2 separate regions of the Mus musculus genome follow, and region 1 is linked to region 2. The links are chromatin loops, found by intact Hi-C in ENCODE. Cell type or tissue: heart. All regions are shown on one strand.

What was found. Hi-C counts contacts between places; a loop is a spot of excess contacts. Peaks named below come from ENCODE experiments on the same cell type or tissue, not always from the same donor. Only the 100,000 strongest peaks of a DNase experiment are listed, where the experiment ranks them.
Region 1: a loop joins it to region 2, with 1.9 times the contacts of the local background. A loop is called at or near these places in 2 of 42 quality-filtered maps.

The regions. Positions count from the first base shown.
Region 1 is chr2:11,168,295-11,176,294 of GRCm38, reverse strand. It overlaps Prkcq (protein kinase C, theta), which reads right to left and starts at 3,913. Exons shown (of 18, transcript NM_008859.2): 1 at 3,835-3,913. In heart, a CTCF peak has its summit at 3,943; a DNase peak (open chromatin) is centred at 4,004; H3K4me3 peaks cover 1,241 bases; H3K27ac peaks cover 611 bases; H3K27me3 peaks cover 2,531 bases.
Region 2 is chr2:11,491,147-11,499,146 of GRCm38, reverse strand. Pfkfb3 (6-phosphofructo-2-kinase/fructose-2,6-biphosphatase 3) reads left to right here. Exons shown (of 18, transcript NM_001177753.1): 2 at 5,119-5,244; 3 at 6,491-6,587. Among named protein-coding and RNA genes, the nearest start is that of Gm52500, 6.9 kb to the left of the region's middle. In heart, no CTCF peak of the experiment used is centred here; DNase peaks (open chromatin) are centred at 2,186, 2,316 and 3,986.

The sequences.
Region 1 (8,000 bases), 320 kb after region 2:
TGAAATCAGCTAAGTGAAAACAGCCAGTCGATAAAAGATGCATCCTTTTATGAACACACTCACAGAAGGTTCCTAAACAAAGATAGCAAGCTGGAAGTGTGGCTCTCGGGGGCTGACAGAGTGGGGAATGTAGGAGTTAAGTTTTGTGTATAGTTTTGTAAGATGGTAAGAGCTCCATGGGTCTAGTTTAGAGAGAGAGCTCCATGAGTAAGAAGCTTCCTCTACAAGCTTGGGGGCCTGAGACCCTAGCCCCAGGATCCATATAAAAAGCGGAGGACATCTGCACCTTCCTGTAACCTCAGCACGGCAGGCTAAGGGTGCGATAGGGAGACCCCCAGAATTCACAAGGCTACCCAGCCCTAGTCCAAAGAGTGAGCTTTTTAAAGTTCAGTGAAAGACCCTGTCTCAAGGCAGTAACTCAGAGAATGGCTGAAGATGGCTTGTGCATGTGTAAGAAAGGGCACGCGGACACACGTCATGTGTTACACTGCACACAAACATATCCCATAGTCACAAAAGAAAACGGCTTAAGAATGAAAGTGACGATCACATGAAGCTGTCCAATCTTTCACTTAAACGTGCCTGAAAGGTGGCTGGAGACATGGCTCCCTGATTATGGCATTTACTGCTCTTCCAGAGGATGCTAGTTCAATCCCAGCACCCATGTGGCAGCTCACGACCTGTAACTCCAGTCCCAGGTGATCTACCACCCACTCTGGCCTGCATGTGGTGCACAGACATGCTCACAGACAAAACACTCAGACCCATAAAACAGAATTAAGTCAATCCTTCTAAAGAGGTTACAATGGTCAGTTTTACGTACACTTCTGTCAGGTGACCTGACATATAGTTTACAGCAGGGCTTACTGCCCAGGCAAATTTGCCTCTTACGCCTTCTAAATGCTGGGCAAGTGACTTAGCTCTCTCAAGCCTTGGCTTCCTCTTCTGAAAAAAAAATGAGAATAAGAATACCAAATTTATGAGGACTTTTATGAAAATTAAATGTGACAATAATTATAATTAGCATATAAATCATAAATAGTAATGATCCTTTGTGCTTTTAGTTTAGTCTGTTTTCTTAGGGGGTGTCTGGTATCTCAGGATGGCCTTGAACCCACTATGTAGCCAAGGATGAGTTTGTTCCTGTTCTCCCTTTCCTGAGTGCTGGGATTATATGCATGCAGTACCACGGCTGGTTTCTGCTCTGCTCAGGACAGAACCCAGGGCTTCCTGCATGCTAGGTAGAAACTCTACCAATGGAGCTACCCACATCCCTAGCCCAAACATTATTGTTTTGGTTTGTTCTGGCTATGATTATCATCAATACCATTAGCTTAATTCAAAAGCTAACACAATCTAGCAACCTGTAGAAGGACGTGCTCCCAAGACAAGGACTTATCAAATAAATGGCAATTTAACCCCAGAGCAGAAATCCATGATTCTGAACTCAGATGAGATTGTTTCAACTTCTGGGACCTTAGACTTTCAACCCTCCCCCAACTGCCTGCCAAGAATATGCAGAGATGATATAGCAATCAGAATATCACTGTATACAAATATCTGGCAGGTTGAGATGAAAGATGTTTCAAGCCTTGCTAAGACACACCTTTTAATTCACTTTTCTGGCTCCACATTGTGCATTTCAGTGGATGGCCAAATATCTATGGTTATATAGAAAGCACTAATTAGATTCTGGGTTATTAAAAAATATTGACTGAACAGGCTATATTTAAGGATATGTATGTCTTTACATATTTGCATGCAATAACACATTTCAGAGAGCTTCCAAGACCTGCTGTGAACACGGGAAGTAGAAGGGTGTTGAGAAGGATATTTGAGATTCTAGAAAAGCTGGGTTTGACTCTATGAGCAGCATCCCTGGGAGCCTTGGAAGAGAGGAGAGAGCCGTCATAGAGACTGCGCTGTGTGGCTACACAGTGTAGGCAGAGGCCCTGCTGGGAGGGGGCACTGGTGGGAGAACAGGTGTTGGGAGCTTGTCCAGGAGTCACTGCCACCCTGAGCCACCACAGCACAAGGCAGTGCACAAGTGAACCTGACCAAACATCGGGCAACAAGAATCTCCCTGAGAAGCTGCTGCCATTTCAAAGTGTAGACAGCAATCCTGGGCCTTGGAATTAGAAACTATTGATGCCAGAAAGGTTACCCTTGGGACAGGCAGTAAGAGTCACCAAGGGGATTAAACGACGATACAACAGTTGTAAAAACTAAAACAGAACCCCTTCATTTAGATTGAATTGCTCAACTTGGCAGGGAACTGTGCAGGTTTCAGATCTTCCTAGGCTAAATCGTCATATATATGCACTCTCAATCAGCAAAAGAAACAGCCTAACAAGATCTTTCTGTGGTAGACACCTGCATCAGACAATGGCACTGATCTCTGGGGGATTTTAAACAGCTGTGCATAAACTTCAAAAGTAATTTGCAACCAAATTAGTAAATGTCACCCTTCTTCCCACAAGACACAGCATTTTTTTTTAAAAAAAGAGAGAGCAAGCATCCTCATTTAAGCCTGCCATTTTACACATTCTCAAAGATAAGGGGGTGGGGGGTGCGGCGGGATGAAGATGATGTTTCACAAGGTTGGGGTGTGGGTGGGGTGAGGTACTCAAGATCTTAGAAAAGGACTACTCAGGCAAGGAAACAAGCCCTGGGGAGGAAGAAGCAGTGGTGGGCATGGCTTCCAGGACAAATGCACGGAGCCATTAAGTTCTGTTTCCTTGACTCCTGAATCCCGAGACTTTTCCTTTGCTAAATGAAAGGGACAAATGAACTGAGCTGAGAAGACAAAGGCAGATCCCCCATATCTTGTCTGAGGTTCATCACACAATTCCCCAGTCTAGGTCTGTGTTCTCAAAAGGCACCTGCAGCTTAAAGGACTGGGGCTTGGGCACAAACGGTCCATTTTTCCCACTGACAGCCCAAGCTCTTTCTCCCTCCCCCCCAACCCCCACCCCTGCCCTCCGCCCTCCCATCTCCACACATACCCAGCTGTGTCACCACTGAATAATCTTTTATTAGCACCATGGCCAGCCCACATAGTAGCAGGACAGCCCAGAGGACAGGGCAGCTCTGTGACGCTCCCCTTGCAGAGAACACCAGAATCACTAAGGTTCAGCCCGCCGTTGGACCTCTCTCCCACGCCCACATGGAGTCATTAAAGTCACCCGTGGTACTTTGATAATGCCAGCTCTTAAAACTCCAGTGGAACAAAGAGGTTGCATATAACAAAATGCATCTTAACATGTGACACTCAAAGCTAGAAAATAATCTTGTTCTAAGGAAGTGAATACCTCAACTTTTAAAATCAAACAACAAACAAACACCTAAAATACAACCTAGCCCCTGAAAAACAAAACAAAACAAACAAAAACCCGAATCAAGCGCTGCAGCAAATTCCCAGAAAACTAGGTGTTCTCCATGGACAGGTCTCCTAGGACAGAAAACACTCCTTACAAGTCTATGGTTTTGTTTTTGTTTTTGTTTTGTGGAGAACACATAAAGTTGCAACTGTTTCCTTTTTCCTAGCCTGCCTTTCCTCGGGTGCTAAGGAAACGCAAAGGAAGAAGGAAGCGCCCCTCAGTCCCTGACCCCAGCTTCCACTGGTCAAGGTCGCCAGCACACAAGAAACCAACGACTGGAGGAGCCCCAAAGTTTGCTTTTTCTCGATTTTGTTCTCACCCCTGTTACTCCTGACAGTCCCCTACCCTTTCCTGGAACACTTGCAAGAGACATTCGGGTGGCCCTTCAGGCCCTGATCTTTGGCACCTCCAGTCTGCTCACTCCTCGGTGGTAACTTGGGACCCTGGGTCCTACCTGGTGTCGCGGCCGCGGTCCCAGAGCAGCGCCGCTGTTGCTCGGATGGCGGGGACTGGCGCGGGCCTGGCGACCCAAGGGTACTCCGGTGGCGGCACCGGCCAGAGGGCGCTCGCCACGCCGGCTCAGGGACGCGCGCCTGGTTGCGTTCCGCGAGCGCTCTCGGCCTTCCTCCTGCTGGCTCTGTCCCCACCCTCCATCCTCACGCCTCACTGGCCACTTGTCGCTCTGCCGCGACTGGGACCCGGAGGCTGCAGGAGGTCTGGATGAAGCAGTCACCGGGCGGGGAGCGACGCCGCAGGCAGCGCGAAGCGGGACGGACGCCAGAGCCTCAGCCGCCTGAGTGCCAGAAAGGGGGGCGCGAGAGCAGTCTCTTCTTGCTTAGCTGAAAAACCATAAATGAGCAGCCAGTGGGAAGGGCTAAGGTCGCCGGCAGAAAGAAGTGTTTTATTTAATCCATTTTGCATTACAAAGGGCTTACGAGTTGCTTTTGTTTTGGTTTGCTTTTTAATTACCTACGAGTGTGTTTGGACACAGCTCTGTAGTGGCATAGAGGCTTCTTGGTGGAGTCTTATGAATGATTTTTGATGTTTTGAACTGCTGTAAACTGTACAGCATTTCGGCAGCAACTTTTCGTCACTAGGGTGTATTTGTCTTTTTAAGAGTTTTTATGCCATGCTGCTAATGTTCATGATTGTCTCTATAACAAGGGGTGGTAGATTTTCGCGCACTTAATAAAATTACATTTTTGTTGTGCAGTACAGGAAGGCCAGATTAGTATGAGAATTTAAATAGTAACACTATTTAAATACTCCACCCTACCCCATGTTCTCCTCAGCAGGCTTCTGGTTACTGACATACATCATCTTTAAATGGCCACAGGTACGGAGAGTTTCAGCTTCTAATGTGACTCTACAGATGACACTGAGACATGGAAGTGCTTGGTGACTTGATCAACTGATACTTGGGGCTGTGTTAAGAAGCCACAAATGGCGATACTTCCCTATAATGTATATGAACCATCAAAACCAATGCACAGAGTTTTAAAGGTTACAAAAATATTTGGCCAAAATTAATCCACTTTGCCATTTGTTGATACATAAGCACTGAACTAGCCCACAAGTCAGGATCTTACAATACAGAGGCTGTGCTTCCAGCCCTGAAGTATGATGACCTCAGGACATCAAAGTCTGGCACATAGTAGGCCTCCATTATATTTTGGCTATTACATTTGGCAGAAAAGTGTGTCATGCCTGGGAACAAGGTCAAAGGGCTGGAGTGATGGTCCCCACTTCTGCCCCAGTCTGTGACTGCTAAGGATCCTCTTGTTCAAAGATGAAAGGACTGGCTTCTCCAGCCAGTCTTCAGTAGATCCTACTGGGTTGGGGAGAAATGACAGAGTGATCACACAGCTATGCCTTAAGTCAGGAAACATATTCTCCATGACTATGTTTCCCACTGAGTATTTTAGGAGATTAAATATATGCAGGGGCTTAGGGACCTTCATATGTCCTCTGATTAATTATTTAAAACACATTGTAGAGACTCTACTACTGACCATCCACAGCCTGTTTCTGTAAATCAGGCTTCAATTGCTTTTAAAAGGTTATATACAAATGACAGGATGTTGGCAACATAGTAAATACTTATACATAGTAGGCCTGTGGTGGGAAGAATTACATACATTGTTCATTCTACCTTCATAATCTAATGAAGTAGCTAACATCATAACCATTATTATCATCCCCACTTGACACATGAAAATAATAATGTTTTGAAATATTATGTAATATAATCAGCATTACATTATTATACATTATATTGTTATGTGATTAGAAAGAATCAGAATTCAAACCTTGAGTACTCTTTAGTATCCCTCTTAAACATAATTGAATGCAACCTTCATCCCTACAGCACTGATTTTAGTATTTGGTTTCCATCGCTTTAGAACCTCTGGGTTTGGAAGGCCTGTGGTATTCTGATATCCTATAACTACAGAGTTCAATAGTTAGAAGTTCTTTACCCTGAAAGCTGGATCTTCTGAAATAATACTCTATCATGTATCTCAGAAAAATGATTTTATTTTGGCCTTAACAGTATGTTTAAAAGCATGGAACTGTATTCTTGGTCTATGTCAAGTGCAGCGGGAACCTGTCAACTGTTTGGCCTCCTTATGGTACAGAACCAACTCTGCTTCCCCAGGCTGCAGAGTGTTTCTTTCTATCAGAGTTTGTCTCCCTTGTTTCAGATACCCAGCTGCTGCTCAGAACTCTCCACACCTTTGTTTCCTGGAAGAGGAAATGGCATTTCCGGGAGAGGATGGTGTGTGGGTGGCAAGGTTCTACCCATTGTGTTAAAAACACCCCAACTTTCAGTTATGTGTTTCTTTTCTCCTTCAATGTCTGCCCTAAAGTTTCCCAGAATTGCACTGAGTACCCGGTGGGTTAGTTGCTTCCTTCTGCGTGGGAAAGATGCTGTTCCGACTCTGGCCACTGAGGGCTAAGGAACAAGGAACTCCAGAGTGACTTTTTCCTGGACCTGTGGCAACTTGGAATTTGGAAAAGAGCCCCCATGGCATCACCGTGCTTTCCTCTGGGACTTAGTTGAAGACTGTGGCTCCATCTCCTATGGCATCCACACTTGCACCTTTCTCTGGGATTAGCCTCATAAGGGATTCAGAATACAGAGCACAAAGAACAGTTCTTAGTTTGAGCCTCAGTTTGGAGACCAATGGAACTTTGGAGAACTAGGGTGTGACAAATATAGGCAACTTAAAGACAGTGTCATGAGACAAGGACATTTCTTGCGACAGGAAACCACCATTTGAAGGACATCATTCCAGACGATTTTGTGAGGTCTTTGACATCCAGACATCCTCTTTCTAAAGCCTGTCAGAGACTATTTGCAAAGTAGCCAGCCTTAGTCTATTGAAGGAATTAGAAGTAAATGGAGACTCAAGTAACATGTGAAAGTTAGTGTAAATTTATTTGGAAAGTGTAAAAGTTATGGGTAGATAAAAGAGACAGAGGCAGGAACAAAATCGGACATTTTAAACTCAAAACATGGGCAAGTGTTTGCTGCTTTAAAAAAAAAAACCTCACTGTACAGTCTACACTGAAACTTTATTTATTGCTATTCATTTATTTTTCCCAAAGAGGTCTTTAAACCTGGAAGCAAAACTTGAATTTTGCTAGAAGTAACTAAACTCCAGTTGCTGTTGTCTGCTTGCTTATTGTGTTTGATCCTTGAGGCAGGGTGTCGTGAAAACCCTGGCTGGCCTCAAACTCATTACATAGCTGAGGATGACCTTGAACTTCCGATCTTCCCTGCCAGCAATTCCCACATCCCGAGTTTAGAGGTTTGCAGCACCAAAGTTGCATACATCGCTGTTGATAATAAGAGCCTTCAGCTCTGTAGAGGGTGAGTTGGTACAGTGAAAGATGAAGGCAGTTTAATCTGAGAGTAGAAAAGAGTGGTTAAATTCTTAAAAGTTTCACTATTGGGACATTTATTCATTTGGCATGCTTAGAAATGTTGAAGGACTTTATAATCATGGGCCAGGTAAGGCAGGTAGGTATCATTTCTTCACTTAAGGGCAAGATGTTGATGGGGAACTATTCACTAATGCTAACGGTGCCTTCCTGGGTATGTCAGGGTGGTGTTAAAAGCACTGTGGCATGTATAATGTCTTCTGTATTTTACGGGTGCTACAGAGTAGCTGTGGAGTCTAAAGAACTGTCTGCCCAAGTCTGTGGAGCCACTAATTTATAAGATTTATCTGGTCAACTTGACTCTCAACTCATGATAAACTTTCTATCAAACACACAGAAGAAACAAGACAAGTGTAGAAATTATATCCTGACTTGAATCAGTAAACGAACCATGTGTGTTTACATAGGTTCCAATGGGTAAGGTACTGTGAAGGCAAATTAATTCATATTCATAGGTCAGATTGCTGACCTATGAATTATCTCGTATCACACTGCACAGTTATTGAAACTGTTGGAAAGGAAAGTGTCTGTCATCAGTCGTGTGGAATGTCCGGAAGAGGTTATTTCCCTCTGAACATCAGTTAAAATATTACAAAAGAGAATTATGTTGAACACAAAAAAAGATTTTTTTTAATTGAGTAATTACAAAACATGCCTTGGCATCTTGTGTTAGTT
Region 2 (8,000 bases):
TGGCCTCTATAGCCTGTCTTGAAATTAAAAAACAAAAGGACTGCAGGATGATATGTTTGTCTGAGGAGTGCAGAAATTGAGTGTCAAGTTTCTTTACCGACATTGTGATAAATGTTTCTTCCAAAACTGGAAGTGCCCATCAGTTTAAGCCACAATTTAGAGAGACATTACTGTATTTGCAAATGAGCTTAACTCAAACTGGCTTTCCTGTTGCCTGCACTGAAAATCTATAGCCTGAGACTTAGTTGGGAGTTGTCACAGTTTCCTCAGAGTTCCAAGGGATAGTCTGACTGCCCGGTGCAGAGTTGCCTTAAACAGCAGCTATCAAAAAATTATCTTAAAAAGTATTTACTCATTATTATGGGGGGCAGGGGGGAGGGTGGCACATGCCATGGAGTTTCTGTGGAGCAGAGCTGTTTAGAGGACAGCTCTATGGAGTTGACTCTCTAATATCCTTAAGTGGCCTCTAGCGATTGAACATAAGTCCTCAGGCTTGTAAGGCAAGCACTTTAACCCACAAAGCCATCTTACTAGCTTTCACCTTTGCTATTGTCCCTCAATAACATGGGAATAAGATGCCAGTTCATCTTGGATTATGATTTAGGATAGAATTTACATGAAGGAAGGTGGGTATGGAATTTAAAGGCTTACAAAGTTCTAACCTGCCTATGCCCAGCTGGGCATAGCTAGAACATTCATTCCATGAGAGCTCTGTGCAGTTCATTGTCACAATCAGTGTCTTAAACTCTGCCTTTGTCCAGGAAAGGAAAGGAAGACATGAAGAGCTGAAGATGTCCCAGATCCAAGGGGGTGGTGAGGCCTGGCTTTAAACTCTGTCCTGGACTCACTGAGTTGCATGTTGAGCACTGCCTCCCACAGTTATCAATAAGATACCCTGTCACAGTGTGTGGCAGAGATATGAGGTCCTAAAGTTCAAGGCCATTCATTGGGTATCAAATTAATTAGATATTAGGAGACAAAAGGTACATGGTAAGCAGTCCATGTACATTGTAACCATGAAGGAGAGGGTCTTTAAAAGATATATCTGTTATCTCTATTCTCCCTGTGCCACACATCCCAAGCCTACTCTACAGAGGCAAGCTCTTGTTATATTATCCCATCAGACTGGGAGGATGCTGCAGGTGGATCCAATGATGCTTTCATCTACTGAACAACCATGTGGCGTGTGTTGCCTTCTGTTGCTGGTATTCATTGTGTTCTGAGGGCCTGGCAGGTTAAGCCCATTTTCCGAGAGATCTTCATGTGGTAGTATACCTATAAGGTCAAGGTAGGTCTTGTTTCGCCCTTGGTTGATGGAGATAGAGTGAGGTGGTTCCTGAGGAAAGTCTCAGTTCCCAGGAGTGATGATGGAGCCCTTCAGGGTCCACAGCTGACCTAAATGTATCTATCCTTCCTTCCTTCCTTCCTTCCTTCCTTCCTTCCTTCCTTCCTTCCTTCCTTCCTTCCTTCCATGTGTTTCCCATGAACTTGTAGTTGAAGCATAACTCACATGCTTGCACAAAAGGATGATGAAGATGGCTTAGCATCCTTGTCTAGTGTTGATGTTTTGCAAAGCATCAGGTGGAACCGAGCACGGATGAGGTGTGGGGTATCTTCCACAGCAAAGCAAATTTTCGGAAAAGAAGTTGTGGGTATCAGGTGGTGGGATGTTTAAGTCAGCTGTATCCACACCTGCACTTGGCCACATGTTGTTGAAGATATTAATCACTTAATGGAGGAAGAAGAGTTGAAGTTAGGACCCAGGAGCGTGTTTGTCTCGCAACAGTGCTATGGTAGACGAGTACTGTTGAAGTTGGGGGTTTAATCATGCGTCAGGCTTTCTCTTCCCATAATTTGCTCTTCAGCCATGCTATCCTGTAGTTCACCAGCTGGTCGGGTTTCCTTTCTGTATAATTACCTACAGGATGCTGGCACATGCAGCAAGATTGCATTAAGAACTAACGACAGTAGGACTAGTATGTGAGTAAGCAGCAGGTCTGAGTTCAGTGGTACTCATCAATAATGCTGACCTCAAGTGTGTCCACCTGTCATCCTTTCCATCTGGCATCCAGAGCACTGGGCTCATGAGTATGTGAGCATATAAGCCTGATGACATTGTAGGTGCTGGCTCAGCTCTCCGGACCTGGTGGCTTTCTGTGGCTCTTACTTAGGGAACCATGCTTTGGGCAGGACTTTCATTCTGAATCTCCCAAGGGCGTGGAGGTCTTAAGACAATGACTTCTTTCCACTTAGATTGGCTATTTTTCTCATTGCTGAGACAAAACCAACTTCTGGGAGGAAGTGTTTATTTTGACTAGTTTGAGGGTTGGAGTTGTTGTGGCTGGAAAGCAGTAGTAACAGGAGTGTTAGGTAGCCGACTGCATCTGCAGTCAGGAAACAGAAAGATTTGAATGTTGTTGCTCAACTCCCTTCTCTTTACTCAGGCTTACCCACACCCATGGCATGGTGCCACCCACAGTGTGGGCCTTCCCACTTCAGCTAACCCAATCCAGGAACATTTTCATAGATACTGTGGGGTGTGTTACCATGGTGATTCTAAGCCTAACCAAATTGACAAATGGAGATGAAGCATCACACACATTCCAACAGAACATCTGTGTATTCCTTTATGCTCATTAAAGTTGATAACTAAATTTGCTGCTAAATAATAGAATAAAACAAAACAAAAAACCACCTGGTTAAAAAACCCAAATATTTATGTAAAAGGAAAAGAGGCATTATTTGTTTGTCTTTAAAAACTCTTTGTTGAGCTGGGCGTGGTGGTGCACTCCTTTAATCCCGGCACTTGGGAGGCAGAGGCAGGCGGATTTCTGAGTTCGAGGCCAGCCTGGTCTACACAGTGAGCTCCAGGACATCCAGGGCTATACAGAGAAACCCTGTCTCGAAAAACCGAAGAGGGGAAAAAAAAACTTTGTTGAACTCAATATATTGAGTTGGTTGGAGGAAGAAATAGCAGAGTTAGGGACTGGATCCAGGGAAGTTGTGAGATGCAGGATGAGGGGTCATGGTTGATGACTCTTTCTCAGTGGTAAAACTGTGTATGAAGAAGAGAACCCGAGGGCAGGTTGCAATAGGTGATGAGGCCAGGGAGACCCTGGAGCTGGGTTGTGAGTTTGAAAACGGTCTGTGGTAGCGATACTAGATTTATCTGGACAGATTCGTTCATCTTACCGTGCTGGGATGTCCGGGTGAGGGAAAGCTACGCTTCGTTTGGCAGCTGCTCTGAGCTCCTCAGCTTTGAGCATGTGGTAAGGATGAATGGCTTTTGCTTTGTCAACTAAGGGAGTGATCTAGGTTTATTTCATTGACATCTAGCAGAACTCTGCTGAGTCCACAGTATTGTCTTTTCCCCCTTCCAAAGTGTCTACTGCCAGCGGGATTTATTCCTACGATTAGTAGATCGACATAATCCCTGACCTGATAACTCAGTCAACTTGTACCTCTGAGTCCCTGACTCAGTTCCAACAGAAGCAGTCTATGCACACTAGCATATAAGGGTGCCTGTCTCCAGGCAGCTCTGGATGCTTTCAGTAGCAATGTCTCAGTGGGGTCATAAGGGAGGAAGAAGGGACCCATTGGCTGGAGGGACAGGAGCTTCTGTCCTCTAGGAACCTGTTCTTTCCAGAGCCTCTGGAATGCATTCATTGGGTACGTCTCTAAGGGCTGTCTTTCGCTTATGAATTCTCTTGTCTAGATAGCTTCACACTCGTCACCTAGGACCCCATGGTCAAGGAGAACACATAGCTCTGCTTCTACACAGACCCTAGCCTGCAGATCTAAAGCGAAAGATCCACGCTGGGTCTCCCCCTATGCTTAGCCTTCCCATGGACCTCTATCTAAATCTGACATCTGTCTAGATTGCTGGTACGACTCTCCTCTCTTTTCCTGCAGGCTGTGCAGCCTGTCTGGGACAGGAGAAGGCCAGCTGAGCTCTTAGCTGGCAGGCAGCCTCTTTGGCTTGTGAGCTCACTTGTCACCAGGATGCAGGAGTCGCCCGAGAGTCTCAGGGGCAAAGACACAGCCAAGGAAATGTTGGAACGTTAGTTTGTCTAGCAGGATTCCTTTGGCTGCTTTCTAAAAACCCACGTCCCTGATGCTTTGTCTCATTGTGATTCTAAGGCTATACGGGTCACTCATTCATCACAGGCAAGAACATCTCTGGGAGCCTGCCTGGGACTTAGTGACCAGCTTACTTAGGACCGTCTGACTGGCTATTACCTTGGCAGCCTCAGGCATCCCTTTGAACCTGGCATCCATCAGATCCTGGCAGCAGAATGGAGCGGGGGGGGGGGGGGGCTGGCTAGGAAGGTCGTGAAAGGCAGAGGCATGGTGCCCAGCCAGGGGGCCCAGCATTCTGGGTCCATGACCTACTTTTACTCGATAAGCTCTATTTAATTTTTTATTTAGAAAAGAAAGTCTCAGTGCAGTTTAGAAAATGTCTTCCCTCTTTTCTGGGTCTCACTCAAGTCTATTTCCTACCTGTTGGTTCAATTTACATGTTTAATTGGGAAATCATCTCTCCCCAACGCTAATTTTACCCTTCCTGGCATTGGGGTCCCATCTTTGTACCCCCATGAGTGCTCTTCCACCATTTTGTTAGGGATTGGAACACCCTGTCTGGGGCTCAGTTCCTCCCTGCCTGATTGTATATTTGCTTTCAGAACTACCATTAAACTGCCATTGCCAATATTACTTGAAAAGTAAGACTGAACTCAGGCCAAAGGGAGTGGCCATTAGGTGGGGTTGGGGTGAGGTAATCCCATTGGGTCATCAGACAGATAGCAGGGGCTTTGGCATGTGGAATGACATCATAACTTTAGAGCTATTCTTTTGTGTTGCTTTGAGACAGTTGCCCATTGTTGCCCAGGCTGGCCTGGAACTAAATGCGTAGCCCAAGCTGGCTTGGAACTCAATTGTGTAGCACAGGATCACCTTGAACACTCAATCTTCCCGAGTCTGTCTCCTAAGGACAGGGATTACTGATATGTGCCACCATCCTCAATTTTGGTCCTATACTTCAAAATATGTCTTTCGGTATAGGACTCACACCATTAAGTTTTGCTGTTTGATGAATGATCCCTTTCTTGATCTTTCCAGCCTGTGGGCCGAAGCTGACCAACTCCCCAACCGTGATTGTGATGGTGGGGCTCCCAGCCCGGGGTAAGACTTACATCTCCAAGAAGCTGACTCGCTACCTCAACTGGATAGGTGTTCCAACGAAAGGTAAGCCAGGTCTGAAGGCTAGTAGCAGGTACTCTCAGGCAGGGCCACTCCCAGCACCTGTCTAGGTTATGGAGTCTGACCTTGCCTCCCAGTTATCTCAGTTCACCTCCCCTTTATCAGGCTCCCTCTGGTGACCCCATTCTCCATGGGACTTTTCCTTTGAAAGTCCCATCAGATGTAACTAGCCTTCCTTTAGTGGCTCTCCTCAGCAGCTTCATGCTGCTTAGTATTGGTGACACTTCCCAACAAATGGATAGGATCTAGCATCCCTCGTTGTGCTAAGAAACTTTTTTAAATAATGATGCTTGACTCTAGATCTACATGTGATAAGCAGTGACTATTAAATGTGACTTCATCCCCATGATGGTGTTGTCAGCAGGAACACAACCAATTTAGACATAGTAGGGGTAATTTTAGAATCGCTTGCTCAACAAGTGGCCAAGGCTGGCTGGTCACTGAGACCCACGCGTGGATACCATAGGCAAAAAGTCTCTAGTTATTCTAACATTTATTTATTTAGTTTTATATATACATTTTGCCTGCAGATATGTATGAGTACTACACTTGTGCCTCATGCCCCAGATGGCCAGAAGAGGGAGTCAGATCCCTTGAAACTGGAGTCACAGTTGTGCTGGGAACTGAACCCTGGTTCTCTTTCTGCCAGAGCAGCAAGTGCTCTTAACTGCTGAGCTACCTCTCCGCGGATTTATTTACATTTATGATTTCGAGACAATGTTCCATAGCTTGAATGAACTATACAGCTCCTGGACTTCTAATCCCCCTGCCTATATTTCTGTGTTGGGATTACAAGGATGCATTGCCCTGCCCAATGTTTTTGGTGCTGGCATCCAGCCCAGCCTTTCAGCCATGCTAGACAGTCACTTTTAACAACTGAGCAACATTGTAACTTATTTTGACTTTTAACACCTGAGCAACATTGTAACTTATTTTGCAATATTCCTACATTGTAACTTTCTTTGCTAGACTCTGGGGGTCTTCAGCGTTTGTTTCTGGTTGATGACATTGGGAGGCTTAGGTCGGGATCTGGTTCCTAGAAGACAGCTGGCTGGTACAGCAAGCATGATGAGTGCTGTCCTTGGTCTGGGCCTGTTTCCCTGACAGTGACACCTGGGGATGACACGCCTGGCCTGGGAATTCCACACTGTTTCCATAGGAAATTCCCTATTCAGATAGCTATTGGCTGGGAAGCCTCTTGTTCCTGACGGCCCTTGTCTTTCCTGTCCAGTGTTCAATGTGGGAGAGTATCGGCGTGAGGCTGTGAAGCAGTACAGCTCTTACAACTTCTTCCGCCCTGACAATGAGGAAGCCATGAGAGTCCGAAAGTAAGCCTGGGGTGCCTTGGGTTTTGTGTGTGTGTGTGTGTGTGTGTGTATGTATCTGTACCAGAGGAGAACCTTGCATGTTCTTTGGGCACTCACTGTTCACTTTAATAAGTTACCTTATGAGTATGGGTCTTTTGCCTGCGTGCATGTTAGTGCCTGGTGCCTGGGGTAACCGGGTTGTGATCAGTAACAGTGGGTGTTGAGAATCAGACCCAAGTCCTGGAAGAGCAACAAGTGCCCTTAACTGCTCAGCCATCTCTCCTGCCCTTAGACAGGGTCTGTTAATGAATCTGGAACTAGTTTGGCTGGTCAGTGAGCTCTGGGGACCTGCCTTTTTCTATACCCCCCCCCCCCCCCAGTGCCTGGCATTTAGGTGAGTGCTGGAGATGCAAACTCATGTCCTCGGGTGGCAGGTGCTCTACCAAAGCACCAACTCTGTAGGCCTTTTCTTAGAGGTAGGGCCTATCACTGATCTGGACGTTAATGAGTAGGTTAGATTGGCTTGCTGCCAGTGAACCCCAAGTTTCTAACTGTTTCCATCTCTCTAGCACTGGAATTACATGTCTGTACCACCAACCCCAGCTGCTGCTGCTTCTCCTCCTCCTCCTTCTCCCCTCCCTCCTCCTCCTCCTCTTCTTTTCTTCCTCCCCCTCTTCTATGTAGGTTCTAAGGACCCAACTCAGGTTGTTATGCTTGAAAGGCAAACACTTTACTATGGACTGAGCAATCTTCCCATCCTGTGGCTTCCTTTGTTTTGAAGCTGGGTTCTGTAAAAGGAAGCAGAGGCCAGCCTGCATGCTGGTGCCCATCAGACCAAGCTAGTATTAGGACAAGTCTTCGGCCTCTCTGTGACTGACTGCTTTGATATTCTTCCAGAAGTACAAACTGAGCCACCCTGAGAGACACTTCAACAGCTGCCACATGCCAGGAGTGAACAAAGTCCTTTTCATTGGAAATCCTCAGTTTGCATTTGCAAAAGAGTTCTTAAACTGCAGGTGGCAGGTGGTGCTCCTCTTCTGTGCCTCATAGCCGCATGGTGCTGGAATCAGCTGGGTGTGGGAAGAGATCCGGGTGCCAGGCACAGCCCCAGGCCTGTCCAGTGTTACTCTCTGGGTCTGCTTTGACATTCATTTTAATTTTATTTGTACTGCTATTTAGTTTAGTTTAGTTTTAAGTGGTATTTGTTATATAACGCTGGCTGGCTTTACACTACCCAGCTCGATTGGCCTCATCCTCAGATCTACCTGCCTTAGCCTCCTGAGTGCATATATTATATGAGTATTTGCCATTCTGCTGCCTAGCACCAGGTCACGTAGCTAAGGTTGGCCTTGAGCTTTCTGTGTAGCTGAGGTTGAACCTCTGATTCTCTGGCTTCCACAGCCCACCCCATCCCTCACACCCCAGTAGGAGAAT